Linked DNA regions of Homo sapiens: region 1 is linked to region 2. Evidence: read pairs that join two places in POLR2A ChIA-PET (ENCODE). Cell type or tissue: GM12878. All regions are shown on one strand. Links, peaks and the distances in the headings refer to the core of each region. The heading gives the core; the rest is flanking DNA. Region 1 holds the start of LOC105377008 (a long non-coding RNA gene). Region 2 overlaps CMC1 (C-X9-C motif containing 1).

Region 1 (15,536 bases), core at 5,498-10,497, 120 kb after region 2:
CTCCTTATCATGGCCTATGGAGTGCTTCATGTTCCCAACCTTGGCAATGTTTTTTAACATGCTACCAGTTCTTTCTGTTTCTTACTAAGTCCAGCTCACATTGACCTAACACACTAACCTCTTTCCTGTCTCAGGCCCTTTGCCCTTGCTGTTACCTCTCTTAGAACATCCTTTGTTGCTTTGCATAGCCCATTCCTCCTCATTCTTCATTTCTCAGCTTAAATGCCACTTCATCAGAGACGCCTTTTTCAAAAACTTTACCTAAGTTTTTATTTGTTTTTCTTTTTTCCTGAGCTGATAGGAAGACAACTCTGTTATCTTTAGGATTTCAGATGCTTTTAGAATCAAACCTGGAAAGGATACAAAAAGCAGAAGCAAAACCAACATTTGGGAGAAGAACAGATTAAGGTGAGAAAACCTCTCTTGAACCTTTCAACTTTCTAACAAATACGATAAATTCTGAAGCCACTAGGGATCTGGCAGGTAACTAAAATGAATGTGATGAACTATGTGTAGGAAGCTTGAGAGTAGTGAACTAGAAACCAAGTGCCCATGTAAAGATATCCAATATCTAAAACATTGTTCATGACAAGCTAAACGAGGGATGAATCTGGCTTTTGAGTTGCTAGTTTAAGATCCATATGTAGACTTTTTTCTTTCGTTGGATAGTTAAGAATATTCTTAGGTATATAGGCATCATTTTAAACTTCCGTATGCACATACCAAAAATCATATCACAATCATTTGATCAACATTGTTTATTGGCCCTTTAGATGTTTTTCTTTTTTCTATCAAAGTTTTTTGAGAATTACAAATGTTAATATTACATAAGCAATATTTATCGAACCTAGTTTCCAAAAAAATCCTTACGTGCAAGCCACAGCACTTGAAACTGATGTTCAAGGAGGTCCATGGAAGAATTTGAAGCAGGGGAATAATCTTTTCTCTTTAGGTCATCACATTTGTGTCTTAGAAAAATCATTCCACAGCAGTGTGGAATAAGGATTAGAATGAGAGGAGGCAGGGAAAGTGACTAGAAACTATTGTAGTAATTTAGATGAGAACTGACGAAAGCAAAGGCAGTTAGATTGCAGACATGGAGAAAGAAATAATAAGACTAGAGAATCTAGGTGAAGAAAAGCTACAACAGGCAAGTACTAAAGTTGTAAGTTTGCTAACAGTTACGGTAAAATGGGAAATAAAAGATGTTATTCAATAATGATTATCTAGTAGAAGATTACACACCAGTCAGGAAAATCAACTTTTCTTGGACTCCAAGAGGAACACAGTATGTCACACTATAAAGGAATATTGCCCTACAAGGGACACTTGGCAAGAAAATGGCCATTTCTTATCACAGCACCTGATGAAAAGCAAGGGTAATATATTAGTTCATAATTCAGAGATGCAGGTCCATAGAGAACTAAAATAATATCATATAGGCATGTTTTTATAATTTAGCTAATATGAAGAGAGAACTTTAAAAATCTAGGAGATGAATTAACAGCATGTTCTTTAAACCTATGTTTTCCAAACTGCAAATTATGACCTACAATTTGTGAGATCTAGATAGTAGGTTACCAACAGCACTTTAAGGAATGAAAAAATGGATTTCATATGTATTCATATGTACATGTGTACAAATAGAGTATTTGTATTAAGGGTAAGTACTGTAACATAAAACTTGTGTGTGTGTATATGAGTGTGTGTGTGTGCATGTGGAAGTGTGTATACCTGTGGCTGAATACATCCCTTACTGCACGTTGTAGTAAAAACAAGTTTGAAAAGCACTGCTTTAGACAATTTTCCAGTATGTCTCCTCTTGACTACGATTCTGTCTGAGATTGCTGTACAGTGTAGAAGGGTGAAGAAGCTCTGAGCTGCTGTTTAAAGGCAGATTTGCAATCATACCTCTTTAGAGATTATGAGAAAACTGACGGCCTCCTAGTTCCACTTGAAGTTATGCCCAGATGGAACCAGTTCCTCTTCATAAAACACTTCAAAGCAGCTAAGGCAGGGCAAAGTCCATGGATCTGTTCAAATGCTGAAACAAACCCTTTGTTGAAGCTACTGAATCCTGTCCCATAGACTCAATGTGGCCAACTCAGAAGTTTAATTTTAAGTAGGAGCACATCCCAGTCAACATACCAGAATGTACTGGTGTTGAGATACATGTAGATTAGGGCCACCTCCCAGAATTCCCCCAAGTGTGAGACAAGTGAAATAAATGTGTGAATACAATTAGGTGGATAAAAACTAGGGAGTAGCGGGGACATAGTGAATTAGAAAGTGTGTGACTTTCTAAAGCTGTTCAGCTAATACACAGCTCCAGTTCATTGTTGTGTGGGAATGCATCTCAGTGTTTCCAGTCCTCCCCAATTGTCAAAAGACCCAGAAATCCAGAATTTTTATGTAAAATAATTAAATATTGGCAACATATCTAAACATTTTAATGATGTATTACAGGACAAAAAATTCCATGGGCAAGATTCATTCCAGTGGCTCCTGATTTTGCCTCTTTTCACCTAGATCAGATTTTTTTTTAAATCAGTGAGTTCCTTTTTTTGAATAACATTTGTGTAGAAGTCTAATAAATAAACACATGACCAAACAAAAACACTCCTCTTTCGGGGTGGGGTGAGGCTGGAGCCACAACCACTTGCCTCTTCTCTTTCTCTTTAGCCCTGCCCCAGAGATCCCCCTGTTCACAAAATAGAGAAACCACAGATCTAAATGCAAAAAGTATGGTCTCTTTGTGATAAGATTCTTTTTTTCTTTAAATTCAAATTGGCAATTTGCCAGCAGGTTCCATTTTTCTTGAGGATATTCTTATAATAGTAAGATTACATCATCAGCATAGGGAAGGATGCTTGTCTCTATGTTTATCTATATGTTGGGGCATATATAGGAGAAAATATATAGATCTTTTGAGCCAGAATAAATTACTTAGGCAAAAATTATAAATAAAAATGTTTAGGTGCAGTCTGGTTTTAAGCCATTTAAAATTAGAATTGACTCTTTCAAAATCCATTCTGGTATTGCCATATTGATTTAGATAAACATTTAAAATCTGAGATCTACACCAAAGTCATGTAAGTTGGCCCACAGAGCAGCCTGAGATTCCTTGTGGAATAAGGCAGAATGTAAACAAAAAGCCCAGAGATTGTCCTTATCTATGGAATCAAAAGCTGATAATAGATCACAAAATACCTGGGGAAATAGAATTTTTCATAACTAAATTCCCATAAAGTGAAGGGGATAGGACTTTGAGCCCCATAGCTAAATGACATGTTCAAAATCTCACTGTTAATTAGTCATGATGTGGGACCAAAATCTAGCTTTTTTTTTTTTTGAGACAGAGTCTCACTCTGTCACCCAGGCTGGAGTGCAGTGGAATGACCTTGGCCCACTGCAATCTCCACCTCCTAGGTTCAAGCGATTCTTCTGCCTCAGCCTCCCAAGTAGCTGGGATTACAGGTGCCCGACACCACACCCGGCTAAGTTTTTGTATTTTTAATAGAGATGGAGTTTCACTATGTTGGCCAGGCTGGTCTCAAACTCCTGACCTCAGGTGATCCTCCCACATTGGCCTCCCAAAGTGCTGGAATTATAGGCATGAACCAATGTGATGGGCCTATGGCTCTTTTAATGCTCTTCCCATCTCCTTAATATGGTGGCAGAAATGGAAATTGACATACATTGAAATATTATTTATTCTTTTCATATATGTCCTATACTATTTATTGCAGAACTATCTTCTATCTACTTTTCTGAGCACAAAGTTCCTCAAAATAAAAGCAGCTTTTGAATAGAGATAATCTATCGATATTTTCTCTCCCTTTTCTTGCCTCCTGCCCACAATCCCCTTTGTGCTAACTTCTGCTGAACTCTTGACCTTGGGTAAAGATGCAGCTTTGCGTGAATTTTCGAAAGTGACTTTTGGTGATTTAGCTGCTAAATGTGTATGATAGAAATCCAGCTTACCTTGGAGGCTCTCAGGGTTTTTAATTTACCATGCCAGAAAGCAGACCAGTCTGGGGAAATTCAGCTAATGTCTCCCAGCTGTGCAGGAAAAGTGTGAACGGCTCTGTCAGAAAAGCTGCCTCTTTCTCTTCTTTTCCAGACAGTAGCTTATATTGAAACATCACTTCTCATTTGCTGTTTGGACAATGGTGATGGAACTGCTGCTTTATTGCCCACGGAGAAGCGAAGTGAAGAGTCTAAAGTGGGTCTTGCAGTTACACTGGACAAAAGAAGTTTGAAACTGAGGCTTGGTCCTGAAGAAAACATAGAGAAGCCTGACAGATTATATATATTCACAGCTTTGACTTAAAGGTTGCTGGTTGACCAATAAGTAATACAAGAAGAAATGGTCTTTTCTGGAATTGTCCTTCTTTCCAGGTGAGCAAATTAAATGCCATCACTTAGTCCTGGGAGCAAGCCAGCATTTCTTGGTGAATTTCCAAAGCATGTTTGTTAGAATGTTGGAGCTGCTGCATGATTAAGGCTGTTAGAATAAGTGACAGAAACTTAGAAGGCAAAAACTTTCAGAGAGAAATATTAAATTTCAGCCACAGGGCAATAATTGTCAACCTTAATGCTTTATCAAAAAGCAGATACTGAATGACTACCTATGCTTAGCATGATTTGTAGCAAATACTGTTGGTTGCCTCTTGGGCAGCTGTTCCCTTTACTTCTTCTTTCCTCTATCATGACCACCTGTCATGATAGAGGCCGAAAATTTTGGAGACTTGCTTTCCCAGCTTCCTTTATAAGGAGGGTTACTCATGTGACATAATGCTGACCCATGAAGGAAGTTTGGTGGCTTCAGAGAAATATTTTTCTTCATGATTAAAAGTTATATAAAGAGGGCCAGGTACGGTGGCTCATGCTTGAAATCCCAGCACTTGGAGAGGCTGAGGTGGGCAGATTGCTTGAGCCCAGGAGTTCCAGACCAGCTTGGTCAAAATAGTGGGACCTCGTCTCTACAAAAAACACAAAAGTTAGCCAGGCAGGATGGTGCACACCTGCAATTCCAGCTACTTGGCAGACTGGGGCAAGAGGATGGCTTGAGCCTGGGAGGTCATAGCTGCAGTGAGTTGTGATTGTGCCACTGTACTCCAGCCCGGCTCGCTTCATGAGAGTAGTGACTTCCTCAGTTTTGTTTATGGTTATGTTCCCATGCTTACAATAATGCCTGGTATTTAGTACTGTCTCATAAAATTTACTTACTAACTGAATGATTGCATGCAAATATTTGTGAGTGACTGTGATGGTTAGAACTGCAGCAGCCATTTTGCAACCTTGAAGCAACCCATATGACAGGAGCCAGCACCCTGAAGATGGCATAGTGGAAGGTCTTTGATGACACCATTGAACAACTGAGACAGACTTGTGGAAAATTACCTCTTAACTTCTTGTAATATTATATAACAAATTCCTAATATTTAACTGCATTAGTGGCCAGGCATGGTGGCTCATGCCTATAATCCCAATGCTTTGGGAGGCCAAGGTGGGAGGATCTGTTGAAATCAGGAGTTCAAGACCAGCCTGTGCAACATAGGAAGACCCTGTCACCACAAAAAAATTTAAAAATTAGCCTGATGTGGTGGCACGTGCCTGTAGTCCCAGCTATTCAGGAGGCTGAAGTGGGAGAATCAACTGAGCTGTAGAGATGGAGGCTGCAGTGAGTCATGATTGCACCACTGCAGTCCAGCCTGGGCGACAGAGCAAGACGTGTCTCAAACAAACAAACAAACAAATAAATAAGTTGCATTCATTTATTCATTCAACAAATATTTATGGAGTATCCCTTTTGTCCTAGACTTTGTTCTAAGCTCTAGGGATACAGCAGTGAATAAAACACAGTTCTTATATCCATTTTAACAGAAAGCGACAGACAATGAACATATTCATTGTGTGATTAGCACAATGGAGAAAAAGCTAAGTGAGGAGAAATAGAGAGTGCCAAGCTGGGGAGGGGTTATTGTTGCTGTTTTACATAAGGTGATCAGGGAAGACCGTAAGGAAAAAGTGACATTTAAGCAGGAATAAAGGAAATGAGGGAGGGAGTCATGCCACTATGTGACTTGAAATAGCATTTGGGCAGAGGGACGAGAAATGTAAATGCTCTGAGGTGAGAGCTTGCATGGTGTGTTTGAAGAATAGAAGTGGCCTGTGTGATTAGACCAAAGCCAGTGAGTGAGGAGAGTGGTAGGAAAGAGCTAATGAGGTAGTGGGCAGCCAGCTCAGAGGAGACTTGTAAGCATTGGAAGGACTTTAGCTTTAATCTGCATGAGATGAGAAGCTATTTGGGTGAAGGGACATTTAAGCAAAGGAGTGACAATCTGATACATTTTTAAAGGATACCTCTGGCTGTGGTATTAAGAATAGACTATAGGGCTTGAGTGGAAACAGGGAACCGTTTAAGACTGAAATAACACAGGCAAGAAATGATGGTGGTTAGATCAACATGAAACGGTGAAGGTGGTAAGTGATCAGATTTATACATATTTTGGAGGTAGAGCCATATTTTCTAAAGCACTTTAGATGAAAGACTATGACTATATGCTTTTGTTTTCGAGATTTTTAAAAATGTTATTTGCCCACTCACTCCCTTGCTCATCCACTATTTACCAAAATGTTCCAAGGCATATTTTCATAAGCTTTTTTTTTAGTAATTTGCCACTTTATATTTAGCATTAAACCATCCTTAATGATGATTATTACTTCTATAATAATCACTTTTGACCCCAGAAACATTCCTGAGAAGAAAGAAAACTGCTTATGAGGCCAGGTGTGGTGGCTTATGCTGTGATCCCAATGCTTTGGGAGGCTGAGGTGGGAGGATTGTTTGAGCCCAGGAGCTGGAGACCAGCCTGGGCAACAGAGAAAGACCCCATATCTAAAAAAAAAAAAAAAAAAGCAAAAATCACCCAGGCATGCTGATGCACACCTGTAGTCCCAGCTACTCAGGAAGCTGAAGCAGGAGGATTGCTTGAGCCCAGGAATTTGAGGATGCAGTCAGCCATACCACTGCACTCTAAGAAAGAAAGAAAGAGAGAAAGAGAGAGAGAGAGAGAGAGAAAGAAAGAAAGAAAGAAGAAAAAATTAAAAAGCATGCTAATTTTATCTCATATGCACAATTTTAAAGTATCCAGGTCTACTTTGGATTTCTTTCCAATATTGAATGCTAGAGCTTGTTATCAAGTTAATTTATAGAGTCCCAAGTCTTTAAGAATTGAATTACTTAAGATGGTCTTGTCAAACTTTCTATTTTAAAGATCGAGGAACTGAGGCTCTAACAATTCCTGCGAGCTTTGGTTTTTCATTAGCATAATGAATTAATAGTGCTAAATGTTCCTCCAAGGGCACCTCTATTTAAAAATTTAAGTTTATTATAGTGTCACACTTCCTTTAAATATCCCAAGCCAGTACAGCTTGAATTCCATTTTGCTTGACAGACATCAGGAAATCCGTATGTTGACAATGTTTTCTTTCCCAATTATTTCAAGGAATACTTGAGGAATGCCTATATGTTCCAAGATCCAGAATGGTTGTCATTTGTCATTTCAGCCAACTGACTTGCTCTGACCACAGGCCAAGGCAATATAATTATTGCTGTTCTCTTCTTGTCGATTTTAGGCCACCTTCTTATTTTTAGTAAAGACAGCACCATAACCTTCAGTGAGAGTTTCCTAAGGTCTGGAGGATAGTGCAGTGTGATTCCAGTGAAAAGTGACTGGTTTGATTCTGTCAGTCCTGTGAGTTCACAGGTTTAAGTTTTTTGATTGTGGGTCACTATTGGGTTCCTCTTTCTTTAGCTCTTTTGCTTGGCTTTAGTGTGGTTATGGACATATGACTATGCAAAAGGGATGAGTTTAGTTGTCCTAAATAAAGTACCCAAAACACAGCTACCATATCTAATATGACAGTTATATTAGCTTCCTGTGGCTGCTGTAACAAAGTACTACAAGTTTGGTGGCTTACAACAACACAAATGTAGTCTCTCACTGTTCTAGAAACTGGAAGTCCAAAATCAGATTTCACTGGGTGGAAATCAAGGTATCAGCAGGTCTGCGTTCCCTCTGGAGGTGCTAGGGGAAAATTTCTTACCTCTTTCAGCTTCTGGTGACCAACTGTTTCACTGCCTGACTCCAGTCTCTGCCTCCATGGTCACGTTGCCTCTTCCCCTTCTGCCTGTGTCAAATCTCTCTCTGCCTTCCTTTTATAAAGATGCATACTGTGTCATTTAGGGCCTAATTCGATGATCTCCCACTCTTAAGATCCTTAGCTTAATCACATTGGCAAAGACTCTTTTCCAATAATGTAACATTTACAGATTCCAAGGATTAGAACCTGATATCTTTGTGAGCTATTATTCAGCCTACAACTGTAGTCTTTGGTGTTATTCCCCAAATGTTTCCAATTTGTACTCTTCTGGGCAATGGTAATATTGCACTACCTGACTACCTTTGGTTGGGTGGAGGATGCAGCTAGCTATGGCCACTGAGTAAAAGTAACTTGTAACTCATGCAGGCTAAAGCATGTAATTGTCACTGTAAGAACTCAAGAGCTTGACCCCTCTGCTGTGAGCTAAACAATTTTTGGAATGATGGCTGTACCATCAATCCAAGTTCTAGGGAAAAAGACAAGGAATAGAGTCGCCTGATGACCTGTGATGACATAAAGGATGAGCAGGGAATAAACTTGTGCTATTAAGAGTCTCTAATTTAGTTTTTGTTTTGTTTTATTTGGTATTTATGTGATATACCTTAACTTAAATTGACTGACACATCCAGAATCTAAGCTCCCAATAACCTGAAGGTCAGAAAAGTGAAAACAGTTTTTCTTTCACAACAGTCCAAGACCTGCCTCCCAAATGATTACAAGTGAGAAATTCCTTTGTTCATTTCTCCCAGAGAAAATCCTGTTACCAACTCACATCAGAACTCAGTAACTGATCATTAATACATTTCCAAAAATGTGGGGGTTTTCTAAATTAATAATGGCTTTATTGAGATAGAATGGGATATAATTCATACATCATACAATTCACCCTTTTAGCATATATAATTTAGTAGTTTTTAGTATATTCACAAAGTTGTGCAATCATTACCATTATCTAATTTTAGAACATTTAATCATCCCCAAAAAACCCCCTATACTCAATTAGCAGTCACTCCCATTTATAACTCCCTACTTTCAGCTTCTTCCAACCACTTTCTGTCTCTATGAATTTGCCTATTCTGGACATTTCATATAAGTGAAATCCTACTGTTTGTGACCTTTTCCAACCAGGCTCGTTCGCACAGTGTCTTCAAGGTTCATCCATGCTGTAACATGTATCTACACTTCATTATTTTTTATGACTGAATAATATTCAATTGTGTGGATACACCACATTTTTTCATCCACTCATCAGCTAATAAACATTTGGGTTATTTCTACTTTTTAGTTATTGTGAATAGTGCTCCTATGAACATTTGTGTACAAGTTTTTATGTAGACATATGTTTTTAATTCTGAGTCATTCAATCTTGGAATTACATGTGGGTCATGAACAGTCCAACCTAGACCCTTTTCAAAATCTCTCCCCCAGTTCGAGATGATAGGAAGATTAGGCTACATATCTGTAGTAACAAACTATAAATTTACACTTAAAACAACACAAATTTATTATCTTTCAGTTCCGGAGGTCAGAAGTCCAAAATGGATTTCTCTGAGCTAAAAACCAGGTGTTGGTGGGTTCTAGAGGGTAATCTCTTTCTTTGCCTTTTCCAGCTTCTGGAAGCTGCCTGTATTGCTCGGCTTGTGGCTCACTTCCCTCTTCAAAGCCCCCTGTTTTCTCACGCTGCATCACTGTAACTCTGACTCTCTCTTCCACATTTAAAGGACTCTTGTGGTTACATTTGGCCCACCCAAGTAATCTAAGATAATCTCTTTATTTTAAGGTCATCTAATTATCAACCTTAATTTCAACTGCAATCTTGATTCTGCCTTACATGTACCATAACATAGCATATTCACAGATTCTGGCACAGCCACTTTGTGCGGGGCATTATTCTGCCTATCACAATATCTTTTAGCTGTCTTGGAATCTCTTGTCCTAATCCTTTAGGAATAATTGTTTGAAAACACACACACACACACACACACTTCCTAAGGAAAATACAGATAGAAGACAGTCTAAATCAATACCTTAAAAAAAAATTACCTGTTGTGAATGCAAAATATATAGCCACTTTAAAAGTAGTTTGGTAGTTTCTTACAAAATTAAGCATAGGCTCCAGTAGTCATACTCCTTAGTATTCACCCAAACGAAGTGAAGACCTACATCCACACAAAACCCTTCATATGGATGTTTATAGCAGCTTTATTCATAATCATCAAAATTTGGAAGCAATCAAGGTGTCCTTCAGGAAATATAAATAAATAAATAAATAAATAAATAAATAGGCCAGATGCAGTGGCTCACGCCTGTAATCCCAGCACTTTGAGAGGCTGAGGTGGGCGAATCACCTGAGGTCAGGGGTTCGAGCCTGGCCAACATGGTGAAACCCTGTCTCTACTAAAAGTACAAAAATTAGCTGGGCATGGTGGCGGGCACTTGTGATCCCAGCTACTCGGGAGGCTGAGGCAGGAGAATCACTTGAACCTGGGAGGCGGAAATTGCAATGAGCCAAGATCATGCCACTGCACTCCAGCCTGAGTGACAGAGCAAGACTCTGTCTCAATAAATAAATAAATAAATAAATAAGCTAATGAACCACATAAAGACATGGAGGAAATTTAAGTGGATAATGCTAAGTGAAAGAAGCCAATCTGAAAAGGCTATCTATTGTATTATATCAAATATATGACGTTCTGGAAAAGGCAAAACAATGGAGATAGTAAAAAAGCCAGTGGTTGGGCCGGGCGCGGTGGCTCACGCCTGTAATCCCAGCACTTTGGGAGGCCGAGGCGGGTGGATCATGAGGTCAGGAGATCGAGACCATCCTGGCTAACAAGGTGAAACCCCGTCTCTACTAAATATACAAAAAATTAGCCGGGCGCGGTGGCGGGCGCCTGTAGTCCCAGCTACTCGGGAGGCTGAGGCAGGAGAATGGCGTGAACCCGGGAAGCGGAGCTTGCAGTGAGCCGAGATTGCGCCACTGCAGTCCGCAGTCTGGCCTGGGCGACAGAGCGAGACTCCGTCTCAAAAAAAAAAAAAAAAAAAAAAAAAAAGCCAGTGGTTGCCAGAAGCTGGGATGGGAGGAGTGAGGGATGAATAGGTGGAACACAGGGAAATTTTAGGGCAGTAAGACTATTCTGTATGATACTGTAATGGTGGATGCATGTCATTGTATATTTGCCAAAATCCAAAGAATGTGCAACAATAAGAATGAACTTAATGTAAACTGTAGACTTTAGTTAATGTATCGATATTAGCTCATCAATTGTCACAAATGTCCCATACTAATGCAAGATGTTAACAATAGAGGAAACTGTCTGTGGAGGGGTGAGAGGACATACAGAAACTCTGTATTTTCTGCTCATTGTTTCTGTAAACCTAAACCTGCTCCAAAAAACAAACATTTTCAATTATTTTAACAATATAATCTAAGAGATGCATTGTAATCACTATAAAAATAAGGTTTTACATCATTTCTCAGAACAGTGTGGCTTTTGGAACTGCCCTTCTCAAATATTTGCATTTCATAAATCTTTCTCTACATGTGTGTCATTTTCCCCAAACAAAAAGTCAAACAGCTTCAAAAATAAATTCTAGTCTCTACCTCACAAAAGGTAGAAGAGCTTTATAACTTTTAAGTGACAGTTTTTCCAGAATCAACTCATTGATGTTTCCAACATTCTTAAGATCCAGTCTCAGTTGCCACCATCTTGCCACACGCATAATATGGTTAAATAAGTCTAAGAACAAGCCTCCCCGCTTAGCACCTCTGTATATTAGCTGAAATTCAAAGGAAATTCATTTCAGATAACAGCCATTGTACATTTAATCTCAAGGTAAGTTATTTGTGCACTTTCTAAGTCATCTTCAGACCCCCAGGGAATTTGTTCCTTTAGAAAAGAAGAACAGTCTCCACTAGTGAATACTGAAATAGACATCTGAGAATTGCCATCATTTCCTGTTTTTCTGTGAGGGTTTTTTGGCAGGTCAAACTTGCTCATTATCACTTCTATTAAAAAATTACGAAAATTGAAATCAATCACCAAGAAAGTGAGTTTATTTACATCTTAGGCAAGATTCTGGGCTCGTATGGGGATATGGTTTCAGCAAAGGTTTACAGAAAAGACTGTACAATTTGTTAAGCTCAATAACTATTTAGTTTGGTCACTCTTTCACACTGAGTGTGCCACGATTAGGAATCTTGAGTAACTTTCTAGCAAGTACTGTAAAGTGTCCATGATGTTAACCTCCTTAAAACCTCATAAGTTAGCCTGCCACAATTTCATGGATGCTGGTAGAAAACATGAGACTCTCTGGGTCAGAGACAGAGGACTTTATTAGGCACGGCACAGCAGGCAGCATGAGTATCTGCATATTTGGCCTGTTCTCTTTGTCCTTAAGTCCCACAAGGGCAATACGGGCCTAGACGGATGCAGTAGGTTGTGTTACAGGAGAGCAGCCCTGAGCTTAGGGAATGTGAATTTATTTTTGCTGGCCAATAAACATATCAGCCCTTCACTTTGGAGGAAGATATTGGCTTCCGAAGCTATAAGCAAACCTACCCTTTGCCCTGGAGGGAGATATGATCTCCATCTTCCAAGGATTTTCATTATACAAAAATCTTTGAAATGATATTCTGGGAAAAGGTTGGAGAGTGCATGGCTCACAAGACATGCAGAAATAAGTTGTGTTCAACACTTTCCCTGAAGTTTCTGACATGCACTGCACTCCATATAATAAGGTGATTCTACTGATCTGACAGACCTGCTTACATTTTAATATGTATTTTGGATGTTCCTCCCTATCAGAGGCAGTGATTTGTCCAGAAACATCCGGTGTCACCCAGTGCCCCTTATAACTGAAGTCTGATAAGTGGTGTGGTCTGTGACCAGAGAGATTAATCCAAGCTAATGACCATATGTGGGCACTGGACCAATAAACTTAGACTCAATCAGTTGCACTAGAAACCATTTAATAGACTAAACTAGATCCTGGGAAAAATTGTAAATTCCTTTATTGGAATTCCTATCAATCATGAATCCCACTGATACAACTTTTGTTATCAAACCATCCTCTCTAGCCCTCTTCTTCTGCCATAGTTTATGTCCTCTTCTTGTTCTATAGGACTATTGTAATTGTCTCCTCTCTTTTCTTGTTGGCTCCTTTTTTCCCAGTCTTGCCTAACTCTAATTCACCATTTACACAGCTGCCAGAATAAATTTCTAAAATGCAAATCTAAACATGTCACTTCTGTTCTAAAAAATCTACAATACATTTTATCCTACAGACTGTAGGATAAACTTCAAACCTTTTAGTATAGGACATGTATCTTTCCATAATTTGACTCTTGATTAAAACTTTAAGCACAACACTTCATCCCACTCCTCTAGCACTTTCATTTGTAAAATGGAGAGATAATAATAGCATCTATCTCCTCAATTGCTATGAGTTACATGGATTAACATGTGCAAATTGATTAGGACAAAGCCTCATAATAATTGCCTAAGAAGTGTCATGAGAAGAGTAATTCTTTAGCCACATTGAACTGCTATCAATTTCCCCAATAGGCCAGATCAACCATTACCTGCTCTATGAAGGCGTTTTGAATACTTCATAGTCTTGGACTCTCGACTTTTCTCATCACAGTGCCTATAATATTGGCTTTCCCCCAGCCAAATGCTTCCAATTCACTCTCCCTCCTAAAGGGTAAAATCTAGGGGAAAGGGTTGATATTTTTTAAATGTTTGGATTCCCAAGGGTATCCCATTGTTTGGCACATAAAAGATGGTAAGTATTTATTGAACAGTGCTGTATGCTATTTCTGCTTGAAATGGAAATGTGACCAGCAGATCTTTCCATGCTCTTTTCAAGTCTTTTGGTTTTGCAGGTACAGCTATTAATTACAGGTCTTCTGGCTGTCTTTGTTTTCCTTTTTCTCTTTAAGGCCCACATAGTACCTTTGCTCAGAAACCCAGTAGTTTCTGAATATCACATCTTAGCCCCCTTCCCATCCCTGGGGCTACAAGTGTTATTACAAATGAAGAACATAGGAGTCAGATGCATGCCCTTTCTGGTTTTGAAATTTATCAGGCAGACTTCTGGGTACTTATTTTCTAGTTAGTCTAGAAACTTAATGTAGAAATATCTCACCTTATAAGATCCATTTACTTAGGATTTATGTGAAAGGAAGGTGCTATTTCTTTGCTGCTGTATTTTGTCTCACTATCTCTTCTTGTTAGTTTTCATTTCTGTATGTAATTTTCCATGTAGATGATACAAAATAAAACGAGAAACATATTCAAGGAATATTCTATGTACTTAGTTATTATCTTTAAGAATATATGATTCTGATCACTTTGCTAAGGTGGTATCTACCATCTTTCTCCGTTGCAAAACTACTATTTCTTTTTTTAAGATTAGTAAGTATTTATAAGGAGATACTTTGAGATTGTGTAAATATTCTGTTTCTCATCAAATTTTTACACACTAACTTAGCATCCACTGATAATTCTTGTCTGGGTCAAATATTACCATGAAGTTTGCAACAGTGGTGGTTTTCAAGCTTACTTCATATGCCTCTTATGTGATGCACGAAGAAGGAAATTGCATATATAGTGCTCCTGCCAAAAAAAACTTGAGTCTAATCATGAGAAAACATCAGACAAGCCAAAAGTTGAGAGTGTACTATGAAAGAAATTGTCTGTAATCTTAAAAATGTCAATATCATGAAAGAAGAGGGAAGGCTGGGAAACCGTTACAGATTACAGGCGCCCTAAAAAATAGGACAACTAAACGCAGTGTGTGGTTTTAGACTGGATATTGAACCAGAAAAGTTTCCTATAAAGACATATTGGGACAGTTAGTGAAACTGAGATATTTACTATAGATTAGATATTATCTAATAGCTAATATCTATATTATCTAATATCTATATTGTATCAATGTTAAATTTTTTAAATACAATAACTACATCGTGCTTAAGTGAAAATAATACTGTTAAGAAATAAATAATGATGATTAAGGGGTAATAGGGAATGATATTGGCAATTTATTCTCAAATGGTTCAGAAAAATCAGTATGCATATATACAGTTAAAGCAAGAATGATCAGGCAAGTGTGGCAAAATGTTAACAATGGGTAAATCTAGGTAAAATCTCTTTGTACTATTCTTATAATTTATGTTTGAAATAGTTTCAAAAAAAGTTAAAACAGTTGCTTTGTGTGAAAACAAATGTATGATTTTATAATCTTGGACACAATACTATTTTGGTTGTGAAAAATATTTAAGAATTTTATATAGAAGTATGTTCTTTTGATTTCTATTTCTTAACTGCAAGGAACTTCTCTCTCTGTTTCTCCAATTT
Region 2 (15,536 bases), core at 3,667-8,666:
AAAAAATGACCCGGACTTGGTGGCGGGTGCCTGTAGTCCCAGCTACTCCGGAGGCTGAGGCAGGAGAATGGCATGAACCCGGGAGGCAGAGCTTGCAGTGAGCTGAGATCTCACCACTGAACTCCAGCCTGGGTGACAGTGCGAGATTCCATCTCAAAAAAAAAAAAAAAAAAAAAAATCCAGAAATACTTCCATGTATATACGATCAATTTATTGGCAAATGCACCAAGGCTAGTTTATGAAGAAATAAAATTATTTTCGACAAATGGTGGCAGAACCGTATTAACATGGAAAAAAAAAAAAAGCTAAACCCTTTGACCCCCTACTTCACAGTAACCACAAAAATTAATTAGCAATGGATCATAAGCCTAATGTAAAAACTAAAACTATTAAACAAAAAAGACCCTTCAATTCCTTGGAGTAGACAGTTTCTCAAAAAGGGCATAAGGCAGTAAAAATAAATTATACAAATTATAAATTTGACTTCACTAATATGAAATCATTTGTTTATCAAAAGACACAATTAAGAAAATTTTAAAAAGGCATGCCACAGACCAGGAAGAAAAATTTATTTCATATATATATAACAAAGGACTTGAGTCCAGAATATATCAAGAACCCCTAACTATCAATAATAAAAACTCAATAAAAGATGGACAAAAGGCTTGAATGGACACATCACAAAAGATGATATGCAAATTGTAAGTATATATATATATATATATATATATAAAGGTGCTCAAAATCATTAATCAAGAGACTGCAAATGAAACCCCTTATATCATTTTGTATGCACAAGAATGACTAAAATTAAAAATAATGACAACACCAACGTTGGAGAGAATGTGAAGCATCTGCAACTTTCATATCTTGCTGATGGGACTGTGAAATGATACATTTCTCTGGAAAACTGCTGAGTTATAAAGTTAAATATGTTCCACTCCTAGGTATTCACTTATGCAAGATAAATGAAAATATAAGTCCTGGCTCACTCACGCCTGTAGTCCCAACACTTTAGGAGGCCGAGGCGGGCAGATCACGAGGTCAAGAGATCGAGACCATCCTGGCCAACATGGTGAAACCCTGTCCCTACTAAAAATACAAAAATTAGCTGGGCATGGTGGCGTGCGCCTAAAGTCCCAGCCATTCGGGAGGCTGAGGCAGGAAAATCGCTTGAACCCAGGAGGCGGAGGTTGCAGTCAGCCAAGATGGCATCACTGCACTCCAGCCTGGCGACAGAGTGAGACTCAGTCTCAAAAACAAAAAAAAGAAAATATAAGTCCAGAAGACAACTTGTACAAGTCTATTTAGAGAAGCATTATTCAGAATAGCCAAAAACTACTTAGTGATAAAAAACAATGATACTATTTGTATACCACTACTATCAGTAGGATAGGTGATCTATCCTAGGTGAATCTCAAAAACATTTGAGCAAAAGAAAGCAGACAAAGGAGTACATACTGCCATGATTCAAGGACATGCAAAGTTAATCTATGGTGATAAAAATTACAACAGTGGTTATATATGGGAGCTGAAAAGGTACTCTCTGAAAAATGTCTTAATTAGGATATATACATTTATGAAAACTCATTTAAGATCTGTAAATTTCACTGTATATTTTACCTCAATTTAAAATCGATTAGCTTAAAAATTTATAGAAATCTGCACTCATAGTGGGAGATTTCAACACATAACTATTAGAAATTAGGTTACTAAGTAGACAAAAAGATTCATAATTTTCTCCTTAAAGTTACTGTTCATCTTTCATTAGATTTCTATTGGTAAATATATCTTTCCATAAATAACCTGTTGTAATTATTTACTGCTAGTGTTTAGGTTCAATTGATTTTTTATGTTGTCCTTATAATCAATAAAACCTCTCTCAATTTTAATATTCTGACAAAAGATTCTCTTCCAATTTCTATGTAGACAATCAGAAACAGTTTTGCATCCTCTTTTTTAATTCTTGCTGGCTACATCCTTTAGAAAAGTGGTTAAGTAGTAACTAGCAAGACCTCTGTCTTGGATGCTCAAATTTTGTTTAAAATCTTTTCAAGTTGTCACCATGTCGGTGTTTGCCTATGACTCTCCTCCCTTATCTTTGCATTGTTTTGGTGTTAAAGTTGCATTATTTAAACAATAAATTAGGGACCTTCCTCTCCCTTTATATTATCTAGAACATTGTGTATAAAACAAAGATTATTCTCAGTTCCTTGAAAGTTTGTTAAAAACCACCTGTGATGGTCAGTTTTATGTGTCAGTTCGGCTGGGTTATAGCCCCCAGTTATTCACGCAAACATTAATTCAGGTGATGCTGTGAAGGTATTTTGCAGATTCACATAAAGAAGATTATCAAAGATTATTTGGGTGGGTCTAATACAATCAGTTCAAAGGCCTTAAGAGTAGAATTGAGGTTTTCCTGAAGAATTACACTTGCTGACTGCAGCTTCAGCTCAAGATCAAGAATTCCAAGCCTGCCCTTCCTGACAGCCTGCCCTGTGCATTTCAGATTTGCCCAACTGGTCCCTACAATCACATAAACCAATTTCTTGCAAGATCTCTTGACACGTATACATATATATATATATATACACACACACATATATGCATATGTGTGTATATATATATACCCATCTTAAGATATATATATATGTTTTTTCTCCTACTGATTATTTCCATGGTGGAATCCTGACCAATACACAACCTATCAGGGCTTGCGTTTTGGTGTATGTATGTGTGCATGTGTAAGACACACAGGCACAAAGAGAATTGTAACTATTGTTTCAATTTTGTAAGGGCTTTTTACTAATTCTAGAGTCAGCTGAAGTTTTAGCAAAATTATATTTCTCAATGACCCTATCTATTTCGCCTTAATTTTCAAACAAAAAAATGATATGAAGGTGTTCACATGACTTTTTTTCTCTTTACAACACCTGTGGTTGTATTCTAATTTTCATTGCCTATGTAAAGGTAGACAAACTATTTCTGCTAAGAACCAGAGTATAAACATTTTAAGCTTTACATATCATCTCTGTCGCGTGTGTGTGTGTGTGTGTGTGTGTGTGTGTGTATGTACATGTATATATATACATTTTTTTTAACAACGTTTCAAAAATGTTACTAACCGTTCCTAGCTTATAGGCCTTTCCAGATTTAGCCCATAGGTCATAATTTGCTGAACTCTTTGCTGTATCATTTATTTACACATTCTCTTTTTCCTTAGCTTTGCCAGAAGCTACCGGAAACAGGCCGGGCACAGTGGTTCATGCCTGTAATCCCAGCACTTTGGGAGGCTGAAGCAGGCGGCTCACTTGAGGCCAGGAGTTCAAGACCAGCCTGGCCAATATGATGAAACTCTGTCTCTAGTGAAAAAAAACTACAAAAATCACCCAGGCATGGTGGCGCGCATCTATAGTCCCAGCTTCTCAGGAGGCTAAGGCAAGAGAATTGCTTGAACCCGGGAGGCGGAGGTTGCAGTGAGCCGAGATCATGCCACTGCACTCCAGCCTAGGAGACAGAGCGAGACTCTGTCTCAAAAAAAAAAAAAAAAAGAGGAAACAAAACAAAGCACTGAGAAGGAACTGGAAGCATGGTTGGAGAGAAAAGGACAAATTCAGAGGGAGGTCCTATAAGCTTGATGGTGCCTAAAGGGGATGAGGGAAAGGGATGATTCAAGGAGGACTGCTAGTTTTCTGGCCTCAAGTAAAAGGATATGACCATTTATTGAGATAGGGAATACAAAAGAAGGATCAGATAAGAGAGAAATTCAGTTGCGGACCTGTGGAATTTGAAGGGACTGTGTGACACATCTTGTAGAGTGGAAAGCTGATGCTTACTTACAGAGAAAAGAATAAAACTGAGACTATCTCCACAAATTCCTCTTTGCCTTGCCTACAGAATAAATCATAACTAGACATCAGTAACTATTCAGTGTAATTACTAAACAGATTAGAAGACATTGGATTATACAAAATTACAAAATTTTTTCAAAATTTACAAAATTAATTTCAAATTGTTACTTTTTTTCACATATATAATTTTCATCTATACAACTTATTCATAATGCATCCTGATGAATCTTCTATTTGCTCTATAAATCTTCCAATGGTCTTAAATAACTAAGGCAATATTATTTTGAATCAATTCCTTGAATACAGACATAGATGTGTAATATCAAACCATTTTTCCAAAAATAAATTATAACAGAAATTTACCTACATTACGAATTCTAAGCTATAATATTCCTATCAAACACATTTTTAAAACGGCTTGTCAAGACATCTGATCCTTCTTCTAAAACTTCCTAGGGCAAATAAATAATTCCAGAATTGTATTAATATTGATTTCAATTTTCCAAATTCTTGGTATTAAATCAGAAATGACAGTATTAAAAATATGAAAATTCTACTAAAGATTTTCCCACTTGATAGCATACCAGCCACTAAATATCAATGATTTATTAATTATAATTTTTGAAAAAGCTATCTTCAACATTACAAATATTATAGAAATGGCAATTTTGATTCACAATATTACAAAGTGATTCTCTTAATCTCAATCTGGTGTATATATGTTATACATTTGTACAGAGGTTGCAAAACTAAAAATTAAATTTTGAAAGTTTGCTACTGTATAGTCACATAAATTTATACTGAATTAAAGAATCAGGATAACACCATCAGGGAAAATTTCCAAAGCTCTAACTTCTCAACATTCTATCATCACCTGGAAGTCAATTTTCACCTTTTTCACTGGCTGAATTTGTTAGCTCATATTTTGCTTTGGGGCTCATGTGTTCTTGCAATATGGCAGTGCTAGATTATAAGGCTACTGACAACAGCACTTGCTATGAATCCACAAAGACAACAGTGAAGCAAATAAGAATATTACAGAGTCTTTAATAGCAAAGAATGTGATATATGAAGGGCAAGTTATGCCCTTTCAATAATGAAAACATTCTAATTTAACTAATTTGATACTTACTTAGGTAATGCCATTTTTTAAAAAATTTACTAGTTAACACTTACTTGCTCCTGAAGACAGTTTGGTGCTACTGTTTACTCTGTAGGAAAAACATGAAAAATGCTTGTAATAAACTTGCAACAGTGTTCTCATTAGCAATAGTTTCTATATTTGGATCCCTCTTCTTTGTTTGTTTAGCTTTTTGGGGGGAGTTTTTTGGGGGGTTTTTTGGTTTTGGTTTTTGTTTTTTGAGACAGAATACTATTCTGTCACCCAGGATAGGGCGCAATGGCGTGATCACAGCTCACTGCAGCTTCTACCTCCCAGGTTTAAGTGATCCTCCTATCTCAGCCTCCCAAGTAGTTGGAAACACAGGCACACACCACCACATCAAGCTAATTTTTTTATGTGTACTTTATAGAGATGGGATCTCACTATGTTTCCCAGGCTGGTCTCAAACTCCTGGACTCAAGCGATCCACCCACTTCAGCCTCCCCAATGCTGGGATTACAGGAGTGAGCTGCCACGTCCGACTGGTCCCTCTTCTTTACTAGCTATGAAGAGTCTCAAAAGGCAGAGCCCCGGGAAGAAGGCATGATATACAATACAATGAGACCAGCGTTCTCAATTGTTAGTTCTCACTAAGTGCTTCACACCAGGAATCTAGGCAGACTCCAGTTTTTCTCAACAGCACAAAGATATGTATGCTCATGACCAGATATTCCTCTTGCCAGTTTGTTCATACCTTCTTGCTATAACGACAGAGTAAAATGAGGAAGGGTAGACGAAGAGACATCTTAAAATAGGAAAATTCACCTTCTTTCCTTCAAGCCATACTAGAACTGACAAAACAAAAACAAAAAGGGAAATCAAGAGTAGGAGAGATGTTTTCTTCCCCGCAATGCTCCAGCCTGCCTGTCTGTGAAACCTGAAGATGAGGGCAATGAATACATACAGTCTTCATAACAGTTCTCTCAGGTAAGTATTTTGATTTCATTTTGCAGATAAAGAAGTGGAGGCTCACAGAGGTGAAATGACCCAAGCTTCTAATAAAGTGCCAATGCCAAGATCATGTAACCCAGGCTCTAAACCTTCAATGACACCACCATGCACATGGAGTGGGGGCCTTAGGAGACTTAAGCAAACAAGGCTAAATGAGCTTCCACAGTTATGCTGAAGCAGGGAAACAACCTTTAGACAGTAAGTTTGTGTTTCAGAAGCACCATTTGAACCAGCAAAATTTGAAAATTCAGTTCTCAATTTTTTATCAGAAAGTAAAATCAAAGGGAATTCTGATTCTGCTTCCTACCACGGGAAAAAAATATTTTTAAAAGCAAGGGGAGCAATTTGTCAGCTGGCTGAAAAACACATTCAAAGAGAATAAACATCAAATATTAGGTCAGCCACTAACAATCTAATTTTGTATAAGCTCAAACGCTTACAAAATACGGAAAGTACATCAGTGAGGTAGATGTGCCTATTTCTGCTTAGCTTCTGGGTCAAGTAACACCCATATCCCACAATAGTATGCTTCATCTGAGCTTCTCTGTCCTATCAGCTTTCACTGTTAATTAACCACCTTGTTCACACTAGATGTGCCCATTTCCCAATAGCACCTATTTCTTGGACCTCAGATTCTGCAGATTGCTAGGTGTGAAAAGTTCCTCTTCCACCCACACTGCTTTAACCAAGAGGAGGCCAGAAAGGGACAACATATTTAAAAGTATACCAAAGCAGGAAATTAACTTATGCAATAAGACATGCCAATTTTAGAACTGTGTTACAACCGCCATTGTGGCCATAATTTCTTAAATGAACAAGTTTCACATTTACTTTATTTGGTAAAACTTCAAGACTGTCTTTGCGCCTACAAGCACAATTTCCCACTGATATCCGGCAGAAAATCAGCAGTGTTATGGGACAGGAGCAGACATTTGAGAAAGTAATAAATGACAGCATACCTGTGGCCTTCTTAGCAATACATTGCCTGATTTACTTTTTTTCCTCATATAAATCTAGAAGATTGTGTAATATTCTCAATCCTATGAATGTTCCTCAAGCCTCTCTCCACCATGTTACTACTGGTTCTTCTTTTATCTTACAATATTTCATAGAATTCCTATAAAGAAAATATAATACTTTGATAATGGAATAGGAGAATTATTTTTATATTGAAGGGTTTTTCACTTATTTCAAAGACTCAGCCTTTGCTCAAATCACATCATCTTTCTTGGTATGGCTTCAGAGCTAATCTGAAGTAAACATGAAAACCAGTTCCATAATATAACTTTTTTGGGGTGGGAGCAATATGGTTTGGATATGGTTTGTCCCCACCAAATCTCATGTTGAAATCTGATCCCCAGTGTGGCAGTGTAAGGAGGTGGTCCCTAATGGGATGTGTTTGGGACACGAGGGCAGATGTCTCATGAACAGCTTTGTGCCCTTCTAGCAGTAATGAATTCCTGCTCTTGCTGGAGTGGACTAGTTCTTCAGAGTGGGCTGGTTCTCAGAGAAAATGACTAGTTCCCAAGAGACTGGATTGTTGTAAAAGTCAGGACACCTCTCACGTTTGGTCCCTCTTCACACATGCCCGCTTCCCCTTTGATCTTCTCTGCCATGTTCTGACACAGCATAAATGTTCTCATCAGAAGCCAAGCAGATGCCATGCTTCCTGTATAGCTTGCAGAACTGTGAGCTAAATACACTTCTTTCTTTATAAATTACTCATCCTAAGGTATTCATTTATAGCAACATAAAACAAACTGAGACAAGGGAAGAGGCAGCATTTCCCAGGATGATCGTCTATCACCTTCACCAGACTGTCTCTGGTTAAACCTTGGCTGAAATTCAAATTAACTTTCAGAACAAAGATTTGCCAAAATGAGGATATTAAGACGAGTGTACTGAAGAATCCAAAGGGAAATCTTAAAGGAGTTTCAAAAATATCCTGAACAATGGTAACAATACTAGAACTATACACACTTCCAAGGTAATATCTGTACTTAATCCTCCTGGGGCAATCCCACAAGGTTCCACCTTTAAAGATAGTGTTTATGATACTGAGTTCTCAGTGCTCATCTCCATCTCCAACTTTCCACATTTTCAACTATCTACTGGTGGTTTCTAAGTCCCACCAGCAGCTCAATTCCAACTTAAATTTCCTACAATGTAAACCTTCATTTTGCCAACCTAGTGGTTATGTTACCCTTCTTACCTGAAAAATCGGCTTATAGTTATATAGTACACAGAAGCAACACGATAAATATTTACAGAAAGAAGAAAAGGGTGGTGGATGGAACTGGTTTACAAACATCATCTCATTTAGAAGCAGATACAAAGAAATTAAGACTCAGAAAGCTCAAAGCAATCTTGCAGCATTACCCGGCAAGTAACAGGTAAAGCCAAACTCTAGTTCAATCTCAGTCTTTATTTTCCATCTTCAACCTCTTATTTTTTGTTATCAAAGTTTACTTATTTAAAACTCAATTCAACATTTCTCCATCCCAAAGTTCTTCCTGACCTCCAGCACTAAAAAGTGATTTCTCCTTCCTCTAACCCCAAGATTTTGCCTGCACTCGTTCTGTTGCTATAATCACACCTGGACTTAAACACATCACATCACACTATATATCCAATCTTCTCCTGCTAGATCAGTGGTTGGCATGAGTTGAATTGTGTTTACCATTCTCCAAATTCATATGTTGAATCCCTAACCCTCAATGTGACTGTATGTGGAGACAGTGCTTTTGGGAGGTAATTAAGGTCAAATGCGGTCATAAAGGTGAGGCCTTAATTCGATAGGATTAGTGGCCTCATAAGAAGCAGAGGGCTCTCTCTCCTTCTCGTTCTCTCCTCCTCCTCCCTCAACCTCCTCTTCCCCCATCCCTCCCCGCTCACTGCCATGTAAACACACAGGGAGAAGGCAGCCATCTGCAAGTCAGGAAGAGAGTCCTTGTCAGCAACCAGATCTCCTTGAATCTTGGTCTTGAACTTCCTAGCCTCCAGAATAGTAAAAAAAATTAATGTACATTTTTTAAGCCACCCAGTCTATGTTGTGTGGGTCACTCAAGTCAGTCTATGGGATTTTGTTATGGCAGCCTGAGTAGACTAAGACAGATTTTGGTACCAGAAGCTCTCAACCCTGGCTGTACCCAAGAACCACCTGAGAGGGCTGTACAAAATTCTTAATGCTTGGGCCCCACCCCAGACCAGTTAAATCAGAAATGCTGGGGTAAAAGCCAGGCATTGATATTTTTTAAGGCTCCCCAAATAATTATAATATGCAGCTAGACTGAGAACTACTGCAAGTAAAAGTTAACTTTAATGAGGTCAGAGACCACGTCTAACTCATCTTTGTAATTCCCTCTAACTCCTAGCATATGGTAAATATGCAATAAAATTGTTTTAACTGTTTAACAAATGACACGTATATTTAAAAGAGTTTTAGTATTTGATAGTTACAGATACACTGTAAACAAATACGTATGTACCTATTATGTACCAATCACCACACCAGGGATTGTGTATACAATAATGAATCAGTCAAGCAAGGTTCCTTACTCTGCAGCATAAACATGTGATACTCTACATTCCAATTAGTCATGTTTAGGTAATTAACATATCTTTTGATCTGTAAGAATCTCCCAGTAACAGTTCTTTAGCAAAACACAATGCAGGATGGTAAACACCACATTCTTAGCAATTTTTTCCTTCAATCTTCTTACTTAAAAATGCAAAAATAGGCTGGGCGCAGTGGCTCACGCCTGTAATCCCAGCACTTTGGGAGGCTGAGGCAGGCAGATCACAAGGTCAGGAGATCGAGACCATCCTGGCTAACACAGTGAAACCCCATCTCTACTAAAAATACAAAAAAATTAGCCGGACATGGTGGTGGGCGCCTGTAGTCCCAGCTACTTAGGAGACTGAGGCAGAAGAATGGCACAAACCCAGGAAGCGGAGCTTGCAGTGAGCTGAGATCACGCCACTGCACTCCAGCCTGGGCAACAGAGCGAGACTCTGTCTCAAAAAAAAAGAAAAAATGCAAAAATAGAACAGAGGATTGTCGGGGAGAATGTTAACTTGGGTATCAATAGTTTTATTTGGGCACAATTTTGTTTGGTCCACTTATATCAAGTACAAGGTAATACTTCTCATATTTTTGACATCTACAGAATTTTACACATATGATTTTAACACCCCAAACAAAAAATTAAAAAAGATACTAATCCAGGCAACAAGACACAAACTTGAATTTATTTCTGTGTGGAGTCAAGAACCCCTTGAGACCTATGACAAGTATTAATATTTAGAATCATAAAAGTTCAAGGCTTGAAGCAACCTTAGCAATTATCTGATACATCTCTTTCCCTACTTCTCATCCTCAAACCTCATATTATGTCATTAAGGACAGGTTAATGACAAAGTCTGAGACAATAAGTCAGTCTTACTAACTCCCAAATTCGGTGTTGATTCCACAACAGTACACTACCTCCCTGGGAGGAGGTGGCCAATCTTCTATAATCTAGGTGAAATTAACTGACCTATCCTTTTATCTGGTCTCTAATGAATTTAAAGAGGTGGATTCATATGAAAAATATTTACTATTTATTACACAGGTAGAACATTCCCATTCTTCAAATTATGTTTTTCTTTATTTCTCCAATTATTTGTTACATATAGGCGCATCATATCTGAATAAAAGGTTTCCTTTTATTCGTCAAAGAAAAGGATTTTATATCTAAAAGGAAAACAACTCTATACATAGGTTATATGATATTTTGGTGGAGTTTTTAATCCTAAACCTTAAAAAAAAATGTTTAACTGGAGGTGGTGGCAATCAGGAAAACTCTCCTAAGAAACTGATTTTAAATTGAGTTGTGAAAAATGAACAAGAATTCAGTAGACCTGGGGATAGGGAAGATGGGAGAAATTCTAGAGAGAACAGCATGTACGATGGCCTAGAAGACAAAAAAAAAAGTACAGCTTAGCCTACCTTAGGTATATCTTAAGCCAGTGTTATTCAAACTTGTTAACCACAACCTGTGACACTTTACTGGATGCAGTACACACACCTGTGTGTATGTATACATGTGTGCAAGTACCCATTCCTATCTGACCTGTCACTATCTGAACTCTCACTACTATCAAAACTCTTACTATCCAACTAAGATTCCTAACAGATTCAGATAAATTATTTTTAGGATAGAGCTGGTATCCCTCCTGCAGCAGAGAATGTTGGAGCATTCACATCTGCAACCTTCTCAGGACTGCCCCTGGCCATGGTAGCCCTTTGCTGTTTTCCTTGCTGCTGTCCCTCTCCCAACTACTACAGTAACCAATGACTGAAAAAGGGCATGAAAGCCCAGCTCCCTTGCCTCCAAGGCACAATAAACTGTATGTACCATGTGGTACACCAGAGCTGATTAGGTTAAGACCTGAAACCACATCCTTGCTCAGATTTTTCCCCTCCCGTCTCCTATTTTCCTTACTCTCTTAAGGGTTTTTTTTTTCTTTTCCTAAAGGCAATCTATTAATAAACCACCCAAATTACATGCAGTTCTAGTGACCAGCTCTTACTCTCTAATACTGTGCCCAAATAAAAGGAACCAGGGCTTCTCAGAGAAATAACTAATTGTATGGATTGGCCAGGGTAGGTACAAGATGAAGCAGTGATACCTTGTGTGAGGGAATAAAAAGGAAATGCTCAAAAAAATGGTGAGAGTATATGACAAAGATCCAGAAGCTAGCTTAAAGGGAACTCTGGCCAAATCTGGGGAAATTTGAACACAAAAAATACTTATGTACATTAACAGAGTACAAACGATTGAAAATACAGCAGTTCATGAGTCCTTACCAAAAATACCAATAATAAATTCATAAATCAATGAAAATGAAACAAAGCAATCTCTTGCTTACAGTAAAATGTCAACAACCATCTAGTAAATGTGAAGGGAGTGTGCTGGAGGTAGAAAATCATTATTTTGCAACCATTATGGGAAAGACTGAATCAGGTAAAAAAAAAAAAAAAAAAAATCAATGGACCCCAAATCAAAGAGAAATATTTGATGAGAAGCAAATATTTACAAGGTCTTAACCTTCCCACAGATTAGTTACTAATTGCAAAACAGAGAAAATACGGCAACAAAACAGGGCAAAACCTTGAGTGGGTAATCAAAATTAACATCACCTACGAGAGACAGATACCCATGTACCTCCAGATGGGATACTCTGGAAAGACACATCATGTATGCAGTATGTGGCTGAGATCAAGGTTATTCTTGATCTAAACAAAAGTCAGATCAACACAAAATAAGGAGAGTTCTGTTTGTCACTCCGTTACCTAAAAACTTGCAGTGTCTTCCCATTGTTCTTAGTATAAAATTCAAAATCCTTGAAATGGTTTACAGATCATTTCATGCTTCAAAACTGAAATCCCAACCCCCAACCCACTGCCATGGCACATACTCCTCTTTGATCTCAATTCTTCTTTCTTATTGTCTTTGCTTAAGCCTGTGTTTTTCAAATTTCACAGAGCAACCATCAGAGAGTTGTTAATCCGATGAGACAAAAATAATGTATTTTCTATGGCAAATATGCTTTTAATTTATAAATATACAAAATGTAGATGTTAGGTCTTTTTTTTTTTGTTCTGAGCCACCAACGTAATTTATGTCTAAGAAGATACTCTAGAGATATGGCGGCAATAATAAAATCAAAATTTTTCTTATAGGCCAGGCAGGGTGGCTTATGCCTATAATCCCAGCACTTTGGGAGGCCGAGGTGGGCAGATTACTTGAGCCCAGGAGTTCAAGTGCTCCTGAGCAAGGAGTTCAAGTGCAGCCTAAGCGACATGGTGAAACCCCATCACTAAAAAAAATAAAAAATTTTTCTAATCAACTCCACAACCTTTTACATATTAAACATACAATGCTCAAAAAAGATTCTTCAAGTTTGTTTACATGTCTAACTTAAAATTTTCTAGTAAATGTAAGGGCTAGTACTGTTCCTGTACCCCTAAAGGTAATTTACCTACATTCCCACAGGAACCACTGAAAGAACCCCAACTTGGAGTACTGCAACCCAAATGTTCCAAGAACATCCATAATTAAATCTTCCCAAGACACATATACCTTAAACACCTTCTCATGGAATGTCATGAAATTCTTGAACCCACTTTCCACCCCCTAAGCCCTATCTCTGTCCCATCTTCCTCCTTTTATTAAGTTCCCGGAAAAAAACAGCAATAGAAGGACACAGGGACACACACACACCTGATTAAGGAAACTTCCCTTAGGCTGCCATGCCCCATTCTGCATAAGTAGAGAATGAATCTATGTTGACAGAGGGAAGAGAACCTAACTAAAAAGGGGAAAGGTCAAAGAAGGGAGAAAGGAATTACTTTAGTTGATAGAGAAAGTGAAAAATCAAATTTATCAGGTGCAGGTTCCTATGGGCCATCATCTGAGAATATAATCATGTCTGAAAATTTGTCCGGAACATGGCAATAAGCAAAGATTGCTGTTATTACTGCTACATTAACAAAAAAAAGGAAAATAATGTAAATAAAACTATGTATAAGCATGTAACCTGCATTTTTTCGCTGGGTTCACAGTTTCTTGAGGAAAACAGAGACCCTACAAAGTTAATTAAAAGTTGCTGCCAAATGAAAATCAAGCTTCTATAAAGATCACAGAAAATACAAAATAAACCAATAGGAAAACAGATTTTGCTAAATGAACCTCAATTGGTGTATCTATTATTCACTTACTCAATATGGGCAAATACCATCGTGGGCTGTACAAAGCAGTAAAACATCAAAATGTGAAACTAAGCTTCAACGTATGAACCAAATAAACACGAAATTAAAAAAAAAAAAAAACTGGCTTCCATACATTTTATTCTGGAATTTAAACAGACAAAACAATTTAGGGAAAAAAAAAAAAACCTTCCTACTTGCTGACTCCACTTTTTTACTCTCCATTGCTTCCATTCCTTCCTTTGATGAAGTTTCCAATAATCACATTGTTAGATTTGACCATGACCTTCCACCCAGCTGCTGACGTACAAAAACTGGAATTATCCCTATTTCCTCTTTTTTTTTTTTTTGAGACGAAGTCTCACTCTGTGGCCCAAGCTGGAGTGCAGTGGCGCAACCTCGGCTCACTGCAACCGCTGCCTTCCAGGCTCAAATTCTCATTCCTCAGCCTCCTGAGTAGCTGGGACTACAGGCGTGTGCCACCATGCCTGGCTAAATTTTTTGTATTTTAGTAGAGATGGATTTTCACCATGTTGCCCAGGGTGGTCTCAAACTCCTGAGCTCATGCGATCTGCCTGCCTCGGCCTCCCAAAGCACTGGGATTAAGGGCATGAGCCACGGTGCCCACTGTTTCCTCCCTTTCTCTCACCATCCTTATTCAATGCAACCACAGGTCCTGTCAATTTCTCCTCATGACGCTGTATATTTCTTTCCATCTGTCTATTACCATCTTGGGCTAAGATACAAACATATTTGGCCTGGACTACTGCTCCTATCCCTTAACCTGTCTCCCTTCTTCCACTTATGACCTGACCCCTCTACAATGCATGCTACCACTGTAGCGAGGATAATAAACACATAAATTATGTTACTGCCCTCTTTAAAAGATTCTAAAGGCATTTGATGCCATTAGAAAAAATCCAAATGCTTTATTATCACAGCCAGCCTTTGAGGACTTGCAGCCTCTGCAATATCTAGGCATTTAGTGACTACCTACTTTCCCAATATCTTTCCTTATGGATCCCCTCCACACTCTGACCCACGTTCAAGTTAAATATTTTAAGTATTTGCTACCTGATGGCCAAGCACACTCTGCCTAGCTTCCTCTCATCCCTCAGATTCCAATTCAAATGACACTTCCTCATAAAGCTCTTCACTGACTAATCTCTTCACCATCTACCACATGACATTATTTTCTTCATGTTTATCACAATCTGTAAAAATGTGTGTGTGTATGTGTGTGTGCCCACGCACGTGTCTGTGTAGGGGGAAAAGGGGGTGTTAATTGTTTTTTCTACCACTAGATAAGCTTTATTGGGAGCAGGAATTTTGTTTGTCCTATGTACTACTGTTCCCTAGGGTCCAGAACAATATGGGACATATACCAGACACTCAACAAGTCTTTGTTTAATCAATACTCAAAAGGTGGCATGGTCTACAGCACTGGACTGGAAATGAAATTACCTAGGTTCTAACCAGACTTGACTCTACCAGCAACTAGCTGTGTGGCCTTGGGTACAACACAAGATTGGAGTGGCTTATGAGTAACTGGAAGGTAAGCAAGTGAAGAGAGCAAGTATGAAGACTTTTTTCCCAAATTTCCTTGTCTAAATTCAAAAAGTGTAGATATATGGAAATCTTTAACCTCTCTCATTCTCAGTCTCCTCATCCGTATGAGATTACTTTAAAGGTCACTTCAAGTTCAGAAGTACCATAATTAGGCTGGGTGCGGTGGCTCACACCTGTAATCCCAGCACTTTGGGAGGCCAAGTCAGGCAGATCACTTGAGGTCAGGAGTTCCAGACCAGCATGGCGAACA

What was found. Peaks named below come from ENCODE experiments on the same cell type or tissue, not always from the same donor. Only the 100,000 strongest peaks of a DNase experiment are listed, where the experiment ranks them.
Region 1: POLR2A ChIA-PET joins it to region 2 with 17 read pairs; 3 of 35 experiments call an interaction of 5 or more read pairs at or near these places.

The regions. Positions count from the first base shown.
Region 1 is chr3:28,121,666-28,137,201 of GRCh38, reverse strand. It overlaps LOC105377008 (a long non-coding RNA gene), which reads left to right and starts at 202. Exons shown (of 3, transcript XR_940674.3): 1 at 202-408; 2 at 4,124-4,401. In GM12878, for the core only: no CTCF peak of the experiment used is centred there; no DNase peak of the experiment used is centred there.
Region 2 is chr3:28,243,257-28,258,792 of GRCh38, reverse strand. All of the region lies in intron 1 of CMC1 (C-X9-C motif containing 1), which reads right to left. Among named protein-coding and RNA genes, the nearest start is that of CMC1, 9.4 kb to the right of the region's middle. In GM12878, for the core only: no CTCF peak of the experiment used is centred there; a DNase peak (open chromatin) is centred at 6,616.